3 separate regions of the Mus musculus genome follow, and regions 1 and 2 are each linked to region 3. A link is a contact called in ENCODE Hi-C or POLR2A ChIA-PET data. All regions are on one chromosome and are shown on one strand. Each heading gives the region's core, a stretch centred on a gene start or an enhancer-like site at or near the end of the contact. The rest is flanking DNA. Distances are from core to core; before and after follow the strand shown. Region 1 holds the start of Rpl18a (ribosomal protein L18A). Region 2 holds the start of Lsm4 (LSM4 homolog, U6 small nuclear RNA and mRNA degradation associated). Region 3 holds the start of Gtpbp3 (GTP binding protein 3).

Region 1 (3,833 bases), core at 1,160-3,659, 590 kb after region 3:
CAGCAACCACATGGTGGCTCACAACCATCTGTAATGAGATCTGACTCCCTCTTCTGGAGTGTCTGAAGACAGCTACAGTGTACTTACATATAATAAGTAAATAAACAAAAGCAAGCTTTGACCAACCTGGGCTACATAGGGAGGCCTAGTCTCAAAAAGCAAAAAGAGGGGTGAGGCCCTCTGAGGGTAGACCCTGTGGACTTGGCAGAGTGGGAAAGGCAGGTGTCCTGGCGCAGAGAAGGACCCAAGCATGGTAAACGTGGTACCAGCAGGTCTTGCCCTCTCCCTTGCTGAGCCATTAGATTACATTCCCCAAGCTAGCCACCAAGGGCTACTTCCTTATGCCTGAATAAAACACCAAGGTCCAGCTATCAAAAGTCATTATTTGTCTACACTAGCTGATCTGTCTAATCAGGACTTACCTAGTCACCCTAGCACAGACTTCCCTTTTTCTCCTTAAAACCCACTCCTGCAGAAGCACCTGCTATGCCCAATCCAGAGGCAGCTCCCCCCACCCCTGCTTGTCCCTGGGGGGATAAATAAATGTCCTTTGTACTGAGGATCAGATGTCTGGGTCTGTTCCTCCTCAGAGTGTAAGGCCTGTTGCAGACAAGGGAAACCCAGGGTACTAGGTAGTTTAGGGTCTGAAGGCATTTTAGGGTCTGAGGACTGGTTACAATATCCTGCCTAGTTCTGCAAGGCACAGGACTGAAGTTACTAAGGCAGGGACATCTCTGCCTAGGGACTGAGGGATAAAAGCAGGTGGCCTGAGATCCCAGATTAACAGGTGTACTGCAGAAGAACAAAGGCACAGGGGACAAGCCAGTCAGTGGACCTCAAAGTCCAGAATACTCACTAGCCTGTGGTGACAGGGCTGTTGTGACAGAAACCTGAGGTCTTACCAACAGGTGGCCCTGCTGGGATTCTTCATAGCCCCTAGGAGAGGAGCCATTTGGAGAGGAGGTCTGTTAAGGCTAGAGCCTGTCGCCACTCAGGAGAGGCCAAGGGGGGCATCTGCAAAGCAGGAAGTGAAACTGAACCGCCAGCACCTGTCCTGTTCACCCAGCTGAGGGTCTTGTAAACTCTGAATTTACATCAAAGCCCAGACCAAGGTTAAGGCTGGGCCTGTGGATACCAACTTTTTCCTCACACAGCTGTTTCTCCATTCCTTTCCCTGTGCCCTCTCAGGGCACAGCTTGCACCCCAGCATCTGTCCTGCATCTTACAGAATGTATCTACCCCACTTCAGCAGCCTCCAGAACACAGGTTGGAGCAATGTGTTCCAGCAGAGGTGGACTGTGTCCTAGCCTGCCCATTGCACACCGACATGTTATTAAGCTGTTTATTTTGGGGTGGGAAGGCTGTAAGATGAGATCTTTCTGTGTAGCCAAGGCCATCTTTCCTGAGCCTCCTGGCTCACTCTCCCATTTGTAAGACCTCAGGCATGCAACACCACGCCCAATTTCTAAATCTTACAACTATCTTATGGGACGGGGAGTGTTAATGCGGCTGGGGAAACTGAGGGATCACACTTGAATGCGCCTGAGCACAATGGAAATGGGGGACCTAGAAGCACACATCCCAGCATTGCATTGCGTTGCGGCTGAGCCAAAAAACGCGCTCGCCACCTAGTGGCCATTAGCGGAAACACACGGCGGATATTGTCGCCTTCAGGTACAGGACCTGGCCAGGAAAATGACAAAGTTAAGACAGAGTGACACAGCTCTGATACAATTCTATAAAGAAAATAGTTACGTGGGCTGGCAGGTGGCACACTCCAGCATCCCAAGAACTAGGAAGAGGCAGGAGAATTACAGTGAGTTACAGGCTAGTTTGGGCTACATTATCTCAATAAACAGTAAAAAACAAACAAACAAACCAAACTAATGACAGAGAAAAAGATAGATGGGGCTGGAGAGAGAACAGCAGTAGCTAAGAGCACATACAGGGATCGATTCCCAGCATTCACCTCACAACTTTTAACTCCAGCACTGAGGAACTGACGCCCTCTGCGGGCCTCCGAGGCACCAGACACGAAGGTGGTGCAAGCAAATAAAAAAGATGGATGATGGGTCATAGATGGGTAGATACACAGAAGGATGATGTAGAAAGTGGGAAGAAAAAGATGAAAAAAGAGAGAGACAGAGAGAACTAAAAATCCGGAATCTAACTAGGAACCACGATTACGCGTAGACTCCCAGGATCCCTCGCGCACGACGATGGGGCGTCCCGGGAGAAACTTGCAAAGGCCCGTCGCGCTGCTCTCTGGGAACTGTAGTCTCCGTGAAGAGAGGCGGGACTTATACGTAGCTGATCGGTACCCAATAAAAAAGCCAAGAACTTAGACCGCTACTAGCTGTACCCAATGGAAGCACCGCATCAGGAGGGCGGGACTTCCGTCAGAGACCATGGTGAGAGCCTGCGCGAAAGACAACACTTCCTTTTGTGACTGGCGGTGAACGAGTGCGCAGTGCCATGAAGGCCTCGGGCACGGTAAGGAGGCCGCGGCGGGGCAAAAGGTGCGGCGTTGGCGGCAGGGCCGCTCGGGTTGGCTGTGTCCTCCGGGGTGGTGGTGCGTTCGTCGCGAGGGTCCCTCAGCGGTTACGGGCAGCTCTCCTCGCCCACAGCCTCCTTGCGGCCAACATGGCGGCCGCCGCGTGCTGGGCGGCCGAGGACGGAGCGGGTTAGATCGGGGTGCACCGGAAGGCCCTCCGCCTTTTCGTGTATATCAGCGTTACACTCCTTTTCGTTGCCAAATCTAGCCCCGTGGTTCTTTTAGTCTTTTTTTCCTTCGAGACAGGGTTTTCTCTGTAGCCCTGGCTGTCCTGGAACTCACTCTGTAGACCAAGCTGGCCTCGAACTCAGAAATCCGCCTGCCTCTGCCTCCTGAGTGCTGGGATTAAAGGCGTGTGACACCACGCCCGGCTGGCTTGTTTTAGTCTCTTATGAGGTTTAAAGCTAACCTGGTCTATTTAGACTGGAGTGGACACGCGGCCCGCCTTAGGTTTAGAGAGCATTTGGTAAGCTTGCGGCCTGTCCCCAGCGCTGGCTACACCGAGCCTGCTGCCACTTATCTCGGCACTTGAAATCGAAGCAGAGCGTCGCTAGAATCATCCTTAGCTAGTTCTAAAGGCTGGCTGACGGTAGCCTAGGGTGCCGGATCTCATACTGGCCCCGGTGTGTTGGACACAATCCTTCGGACTCTTGGTGAAAAGCTAGTCTGGAATCGTCAATTAGTCCCAATCCAGAGACAGTTTCTCTGTAGAACAAATGGCCTTTTTCCTGCTCTGGGATTAAAGACGTGAGCCACCTTTGCCATCTTGGCCTGGAGTTTCAGGGAGAGCAGAGCAGCCTGCCACATGTAGACCCTGAGGCAGCTTCGTAGCGGAGCACAAGCCTTCTGACTTGCCTCACACTGGGCTCGAGTGTATGAGCCCACTTTGGACACCCCTGCCTGTGGGAGGACTGAATCTCAGGCCGGCTCTGCCTCCACACCCCTCCCCCACATAGACAACTTTCTCTCCTGACATGTCTTTCAGCTTCGGGAGTACAAGGTGGTGGGGCGCTGCTTGCCAACCCCAAAATGCCACACACCACCACTGTACCGTATGCGAATCTTTGCACCCAACCATGTGGTGGCCAAGTCCCGCTTCTGGTACTTTGTGTCACAGCTGAAGAAGATGAAGAAGTCATCCGGGGAAATTGTGTACTGCGGACAGGTGAGGTCTGGGGCCCCACAGGATGCCGGTCGCTGGGTACCATCAGAGCCAGGGCAGCACTCCTCATGTCCTCCCTACTCCCCACAGGTGTTTGAGAAGTCACCCCTGCGTGTG
Region 2 (3,542 bases), core at 728-3,227, 820 kb after region 3:
CTAAACAAGAATAGAGGCACACAAAGCTCTTCCGGAACTGCTATGGCCCAGCACAGCCTGGAGGCAGCGATGGCAAGGTCCAGCCTTACTGCTCAACTTTCGTTCCTCCTGCCAGGGCCCCAGCCACCACCCAGGGTGCCCTTCCCTAGACTCTCTGCCCAATCCTGCTGAGCATGTCCCCTCCTGTGGTCAGGACCCTAATGGCCACCCTAGGCTGCCAGCCTGTTTCCAGCTCAGCAGCTGAAGCCGCTCTCTAATTATGGGTGATTAGCATCAGTCTCCCTGGCTAGACACAAGGTCAGTGTGGGCGTGGGCTCTGCTGCAGCAGGGAGGAGCAGTAAACACTTGCTGAACACGCAGGGGTGGGGACACCCAGCACAGGTGCATCCTGTCCAGTGCCACAGGTAAGAAAAGTGTGGTGTAGGGACAGGCCACCACAACCCCCCACTCCCCTACTGTGTGTGCAGTGGGAGAGAGGAATGAAAGAAGTAATTAGGAATGTCTCCCCAAAATGAAGGAAGAAAAAGCTCAGAGTGAAATGGGCCAGGGCAGACAGGGAGGCTGGAGCTGGGATAGTCACAGGCTTTTGAGTGGAGGAGACATAGCTTTACACAGAGCAGCTGCAGGTGTTATAGCCACCCGTTCTGGAATCCAGTCCCAGCACCTCCCATTAGAGGAGCCAGTTCCAGGAAGGGAAATTCCTTCTCAGCCATCATCCAGACTCTCTGGGATCCAGTGTGTAGATGAGATAGCTAAAGAACCAAGTCTAGGGCTCTGAGTTCAGGAATGTTCAGCTGGGACACTCCTGTACCAGCCTGACCGCAGAGATATGGGAGTGTCTGTGCGCACCTGCATGAGGTGGGTGTCCAGTCCTGGACGCACCTGGCCATCCCTTCAGGAAGGCTCAGGGTACACCCAGTGGGGAGTGCTTACCTAGCATGTGTTAGGCCTAGAGTTCCTGCACCACAAAACCCAGGGTCATTCTGGAGTAAAGGCAGGGTCAGGAGTTCACAGTGATGCATGTATACAAATGGAGTTCAAAGGCAGCCTGGGCTATATGAGACCCTGCCTCACATCCTGACTCAAATGTGGAGTATACACGTGTCCTTTCCATACTCCAGTGACTGAAGCAAGAGGATCAGGAGTTTGAGGTTAGCCTGGATTATGTCAGTTCAGATCAGAAAGCCTAACCAAAAAACAAACCAAATATCCTACCATCAAGAACTGGGGAGATGGGAATATGTGGCTCTCCTCACTTAGGCCAACGCGCCCCTCGACAGAGCAGGGGGAAACCTGGCCTCCTTTACTTGTTTATGCCAGGTCTAAGAGTCCCCAAACTGAGGAGGCCTGAGCCTAAACTAGGAGAAAAAAAAAATCCTTTCTTCCTGAGCAAGACATGCTGTGTGTCCCAGGGAGAGAATCAACCCGCTCTCTGAGCTGGATTTCCAGCCAAAGGCGTGGGCAGCTGAGGTCAGACACCAGATAAGCATCAAGAGGGCAACGAAGCCCACGTGAGCCATTAAGCCCGCCCATTTCCCGGAAACGCAGCTTTCCTATCAATGACGGTGACAAGCCCCGGAAACGATCATAGTCCCTCTTCCGGTCGCAAAAACCGTGTCCATCAAGAGATAAATCCCCAACGGTGACCGTCTGGGGCCCTGGAGGGACACCGGTCACTCCGGCCTCAGTTTCCCCCATCTCTCAGCAGCCCGAAGACCCTGCGCGCGCCCCTCCGCCTCGCGGCCCTCACCATCTTCCCTGCAGCGATAACTTCCGCCGCGGCACAGACACACGCGCTCCCACCGGCGGCCCACCGCGCGCCCCAGACTGAAAAAGACTGGCAGAAACTATGACCAATCAGCGAGCAGCTCAACGGACATCTATCCAATCGGGACGGGCTAGGGCGGTACCTACGGAACAAGACGGACGGCCTCACCGTATTTCTACGGTGGGATTGAGAGGTAGCCGTAAAGTGCGACACTAGAACGACGCAAAAGGCCGCAGCACAAGTTACGCCCACTACGGGGTGTATGTTGGGAAAGGGCGCCTGCGCAGAGGTGCTCTCCTGGATCTGGTTCGGCGCCTAATTCGGCGCCACACTGTGGGCGAAGCTGGCTAATGCATGCGAGTCGCGCGGTGCCTATTTTGCGCTCCTAGCCTTTCATTCTTTGTTTTGTTTTGTTTTGTTTTCGAGACATTGCTTCTCTGTGTAGCTCTGGCTGTTCCTGGAACTCACTCTAGACCAGGCTGGCCTCGAACTCAGAAATCCGCCTGCCTCTGCCCACCAAGTGCTGGGATTAAAGGCGTGCGCCACCACTGCCCAGCTCTAGCCTTCCATTCTTGCCCTTATGGATCTCTTTGTCTTTACCAACTCAAATAGAATCTTTGAACACGAACGGCAGGTCTGGCGTTCCCTGGCGACAGGAAGTGAAAACAAATCTCTGGGATTTTCCTGTTTTGAGATGGGCTTCTGTGGCAGCTGAAGCTAGCCGATCATGAACTTGCATTAGACCCCGACTCGGCTTCTCCACTGCTGGATGGCCACTGTGGGCCATCAAGCTTTAATCCTTGCTTTAAAAAAAATCATTATCATTTTGGGAGGAACATAGTGTTTCTCTGTACATCCCTAGCTGGCCTTGAACACACAATGTAGACCAGGCTGGTATCGACCTTCCAGAGATCCTAGTGAGTGCTGGGATTGCAGGTGTGCACCACCATGGTTTAATGTGTCTTCTTGAGCTACAAATTCAGGTTCTCATGCTTGCCCAGTAGGGGTGCCAAAGAATGATATTCCGGACTCAAATAGTATGAAAACTCAAAGAGTGTCTTATTATGCAGAAGTTGAGCATGCTGGAGTCTCGAATTACCAAAATAGACACCCATGTTAACTTGGAGGTTTGATTTAAAGCACATTAGGAAATTCCGGGGCAGGTGACCTCTATGTTAATCTGTGAGGTCCATCTCTATGGACGTTCCATGGCAGGGCTGCGGGGGCTGGAAACTTACTGGGGAGGTCTGGAAACTGTTGCTTACCCATTGTCCTTGCCTCAGGCCAGGTGGTGGGGCAGCTTCTGAGGCCTGGACTTGTCTGGAATTGGCCAGTTCTTGGAAACAGATTTAGGCCACCTCTCCTTAACTGCCAGTTTGAAGCTTGTCATGAAGTCAGCCTAGCCTTCTCATCAGGAAGCATTTTTACCCATGGAGCCATCTCCTAGCCCTTCTATTTATTTTTATTTTCTTTGGCTACTGGTTATGGAATCAGAGCTCCACCCTGAGCTGTCCCAAGCAGGACAGCTGTTTGACCAAGCTGCTGAAAGGCCCTGGTACAGAATGTTAGCGATGAGTTCACTTGTTGGGATCCTCTGACCCGGGAGACTCCCTTGGCACACTCCCCAGGGCTCTTCTAAGTGATGGAGTGAGACTCCCGCACTAAGACTGCAGCTCAGCGGGAGGGATAGAAGCCCTGAGCTCCCGCCCCCACCCCCACCGCTAACAATAAAGTAAAGCAGTAAGTGCTGAGGAGCAGCGCCTGAGCAGAATGG
Region 3 (3,448 bases), core at 385-2,884:
CGGCTGGCCGCAGTCCTGGCACACTACCTGCAGGAAAGCATCACAAGGCCTAAGCTCCTGAGTCCCCATCCAATGGCAGGTAACAGCCAGCAGAGCAACAAACCAAACCCCAGGTGGGTTTTCAGGTGACACAACTTCGTCAGAGTCCCCTGATCCTGTAAGGAATCACAGGAAGCTCACTGATTCTTTGGGCTGGACCCTAATGGGTCAGTGGTCAGTTACTGGGTGTGACCACCACACCCCATCTGGGGGATGTAGATATCTCTCTTAGAACCCAGGCCAGCAAGCTGTTGAGGTCACCTGCAGTTGCCCCTCCCCATCAGTGCTGATTACACACGCAGGCCCCAGACTGACAGAGTGCTGGCCATCAGGGGCTTCCTGTGGCAAACTTGTTGGATGAACACACATTAAGTAAAGGTGACACAATTCTTTCTGAAAAGGCAAGACCCTCCCTATCCCCACCACCCAGAAATCACAGAAAGCCTGGTTGTACGCTGGTACATCGTACCAGCTACTCATCAACTCCCTAAATAGGACTTAGCACTTCCTCCAAACAACTACCACCAAACATGCACTTGAGTCTGAGCTTTCCTCAAAGTCCTCCCCATGCTGAAGTCTCTGCGTGTGTGTGTGACACCAGGAAGTCAAAAGACAGCCTGCAGGAATCAATTCTCACCTTTCACCACTCGGGTTCACATTTGGCAACAATCACCTTTACTGGCAGAGTCATCTAGAAGGCCTGGGTTAATATGATACATCTCTTCTCCCAAATGACAATGTGTTTTGCAGTCTATCTCCAATACCTTTTAGTCTCCCCCAGGAACAGTGCCACTCAACAGAGCCTCACCCAATGCCTGCAAGACACCGCTGACCACCGCAGGACCTCCGTGTACGTGAAACTCCACGCAATCCTCACCCGTGAAACTCTGGGGTCCTTGTATGGAAAAAAGCAGAGTTAGGGGATGGGCACGACCCGGGCTGACTCCTGGAGGGGACTGAGACCCGGACACGAGCGCCGTGGGCTCCCGGATCCGGCCCCTCACCTGGGAACCAGAGGACGAGTGAGCGGTCCAGTGGCTCCCCGGAGCACGGGTGGCGGAGAAGGCGCAGGCAGGCTCTGCGGGCAGGAGGCGGCTCCTGGAGCGCCGTGAGGCTGCGGAGCGCGAGCCCGCTAGCTGGACCGCTGGTGCGGATCACTGCGATGGCGCAGCGTCCCTGGCCGGAGCTGAGTGCGAAGATGGTGCTGCTGGGGACTAAGGACTCTGCACTGGTGCTGCAGCGTGCGCACAGCCTGGAGATCGGAAAGGAAACGAGTAAGCGCATCCAGAAACCCGAGCCTCGGGGTGAACATGGACGGAGGGATGGTCGCCCGTTGATGCCCAAGCTGTACGAGCGGTGGCCAGGCGATGGGCTTGGAAAGACACGGCAGCTGCGGGAGGAGGAACGGGGTCTGGAACTTCAGGGGCAAACCTGGGTCCTAAAGCAACGTCTAGCGCGTGACAGCGGGTCCGTGCCACTCACCTGAGGGGCGCCCACGCCGCCTGGGTCACCAGGGCGCTCAGCCCACGCCACATGGATTTCCAATTTTGCAAGCACCTTGGCCGACACTCCCGCAGGGCTTCAAGTTCGGGAAGAAAGTCCTGCCCCTTTGCGGTGTGACTTAGCGGTACGACTCTCAACTACCATTGGATCGCCTATAGGAGGTCCCGCCCTCTATCTATAGATTTTGATTCCTATTGGCTGATCCAAGGGAAACGAAGTTGGGATGCGGGTGTGTACAACGCAAGAGTGTCCCGCGGAAACACAGAGCAAAGTTTTCGGTTCCTAGAGCAACAGGTATCTGACACAATAGTGGGAGGAAGAAAATGCAGGATATATCTCAGCGGTGGTTCGAGCCCTTCTTTTCCTTGTGCCCATTCCGTAGTCTTAGAGAAGCTAAGAAGCTATGTGTGCGCTCCGACTGTAAAGTCCATGAAAGGCAGCGCAGAAGGCACTTGCTGCCAAACTTGACAATCTGAGTTCTATCCCCGGGATCAGCTTAGTGAAGGAGACCAGACTTGTGCAAGTTGTCCTTTCACCATCACGAGGGAGGTGGGGTCGGGGTATTCTACACCCAGTTAGAGACAGAAAACTCAAAGCATCTTAGTGACTGCAGGGGATGAGTTCCGGGAGAAGCCACGCCCTAGGTCAGGGAAAATCTGGTCCAAACTTCTGGGAAGTTTCTTCCTGGCCCTTCTTGTGTCTCTTCACTGATCCCCGCTACCCCATCTTTGCCAGCTGCAGCTCCTGGGCAAGTATCTTTAGCCAGGCGCCATCCCCAGGCAAGGAAGCCTTTCTGGCGGTTCCAGCCCAGCTCCAGCCCTGGCTTCCCCGCCCTCTTCGGGGTCCCGGTTGGCCGCAGGTCCGATGTGTGTTCCGGGATAGGCATCCTGGGGCCTCCAGTTAACTTCGGGTTAACCCGGGACAGCACTGAACTGCGGGGTGAAGGAGCAGGCTCGAATACCAGGTTCTGGGCGGGCGGGGCTTCGCGAGCGCCCTCGCACTGCCAATTCTCTGGTTCTCGACTTGTGCGGGCGGGCGCTCTTTAGTTAGTGCTGCCGGGTACAGTATAGTCTCAAAGCCCTCAGGTTCCCATCTGCCCTACTTTCAGTCTGTGAAACAGGGACAGTGACGTTGTCCATCTCCTGTGGTCCCATCTTTTTTGTTTGTTTGTGTGTTTGTTTTTGTTTTGTTTTTTTCGAGACAGGGTTTCTCTGTGTAGCCCTGGCTGTCCTGGAACTCACTCTGTAGACCAGGCTGGCCTGGAACTCAGAAATCCGCCTGCCTCTGCCTCCCAAGTGCTGGGATTAAAAGCGTGCGCCACCAGTGCCCGGCCCCCGTGGTTCCATCTTAACACGTTTAGAGCAAGTGCTCATTACCTACTAAGTGCTCACAGGACTTCAGGGTGGGCCACTCTGAAGTGGGAAAACATGGGAGATCAGGGCTGTGGGTTTTGGTGCTTGCTTCTAAGTCTGACGACCTGAGTTCAATCCCCTGGACCCACATGGTGGAAAGAATCAGTTTCCACAGGTGTCCGTCCTCTCACCTCCATACACTCGCCAAAGCGCTCCTGCCCACAACAAACAAACATTCTTTAAAAATCTGGTATCAGGCTTAGCTTTGTGGTTGAGCATTTCCCAGCAAGCTGGACTTTTGACAGCCTCCCTTCCCACCTAGGATCACCCAGAACATAAAAGTTTCAGACAAACAACATTTCTTTGTGTAGTTGTCAGAACATACCAGTATATCTGAAATTCATTTAATCAGTGGCTTTATTTTTTGAGGCCTATTTGTTATTTAACGATGTGTAAGCTTTGGTGTCGGGCATATTTAGCATCCCCTGGCTCTGGAGTTACTGGCAAGTGTAGGTGCAGGAACCGAACCCTGGTCCTCGAGAAGAGCTACAAGT

Evidence for each region. A loop is a pair of places that touch in the nucleus more often than their neighbours do. ChIA-PET counts read pairs that join two places held with the same protein, here RNA polymerase II (POLR2A).
Region 1: a map of heart shows a loop between it and region 3 (2.4-fold over the local background). The contact joins the promoter of Rpl18a here to the promoter of Gtpbp3 in region 3. A Hi-C loop is called at or near these places in 3 of 37 maps with a recorded cell type or tissue (heart and regulatory T cell). POLR2A ChIA-PET finds 5 or more read pairs at or near these places in 1 of 5 experiments (embryonic stem cell).
Region 2: a map of T-helper 2 cell shows a loop between it and region 3 (6-fold over the local background). The contact joins the promoter of Lsm4 here to the promoter of Gtpbp3 in region 3. A Hi-C loop is called at or near these places in 1 of 37 maps with a recorded cell type or tissue (T-helper 2 cell). POLR2A ChIA-PET finds 5 or more read pairs at or near these places in 1 of 5 experiments (embryonic stem cell).

What each region holds. Positions count from the first base shown.
Region 1 is chr8:70,896,019-70,899,851 of GRCm38, reverse strand. Rpl18a (ribosomal protein L18A) reads left to right here and starts at 2,409. Exons shown (of 5, transcript NM_029751.4): 1 at 2,409-2,493; 2 at 3,540-3,719; 3 at 3,807-3,833. The coding sequence starts at 2,476.
Region 2 is chr8:70,671,666-70,675,207 of GRCm38, reverse strand. Lsm4 (LSM4 homolog, U6 small nuclear RNA and mRNA degradation associated) reads right to left here and starts at 1,977. Exons shown (of 5, transcript NM_015816.4): 1 at 1,751-1,977. The coding sequence starts at 1,753.
Region 3 is chr8:71,486,914-71,490,361 of GRCm38, reverse strand. Gtpbp3 (GTP binding protein 3) reads right to left here and starts at 1,634. Exons shown (of 9, transcript NM_032544.4): 1 at 1,522-1,634; 2 at 1,044-1,291; 3 at 848-934; 4 at 1-27. The coding sequence starts at 1,574.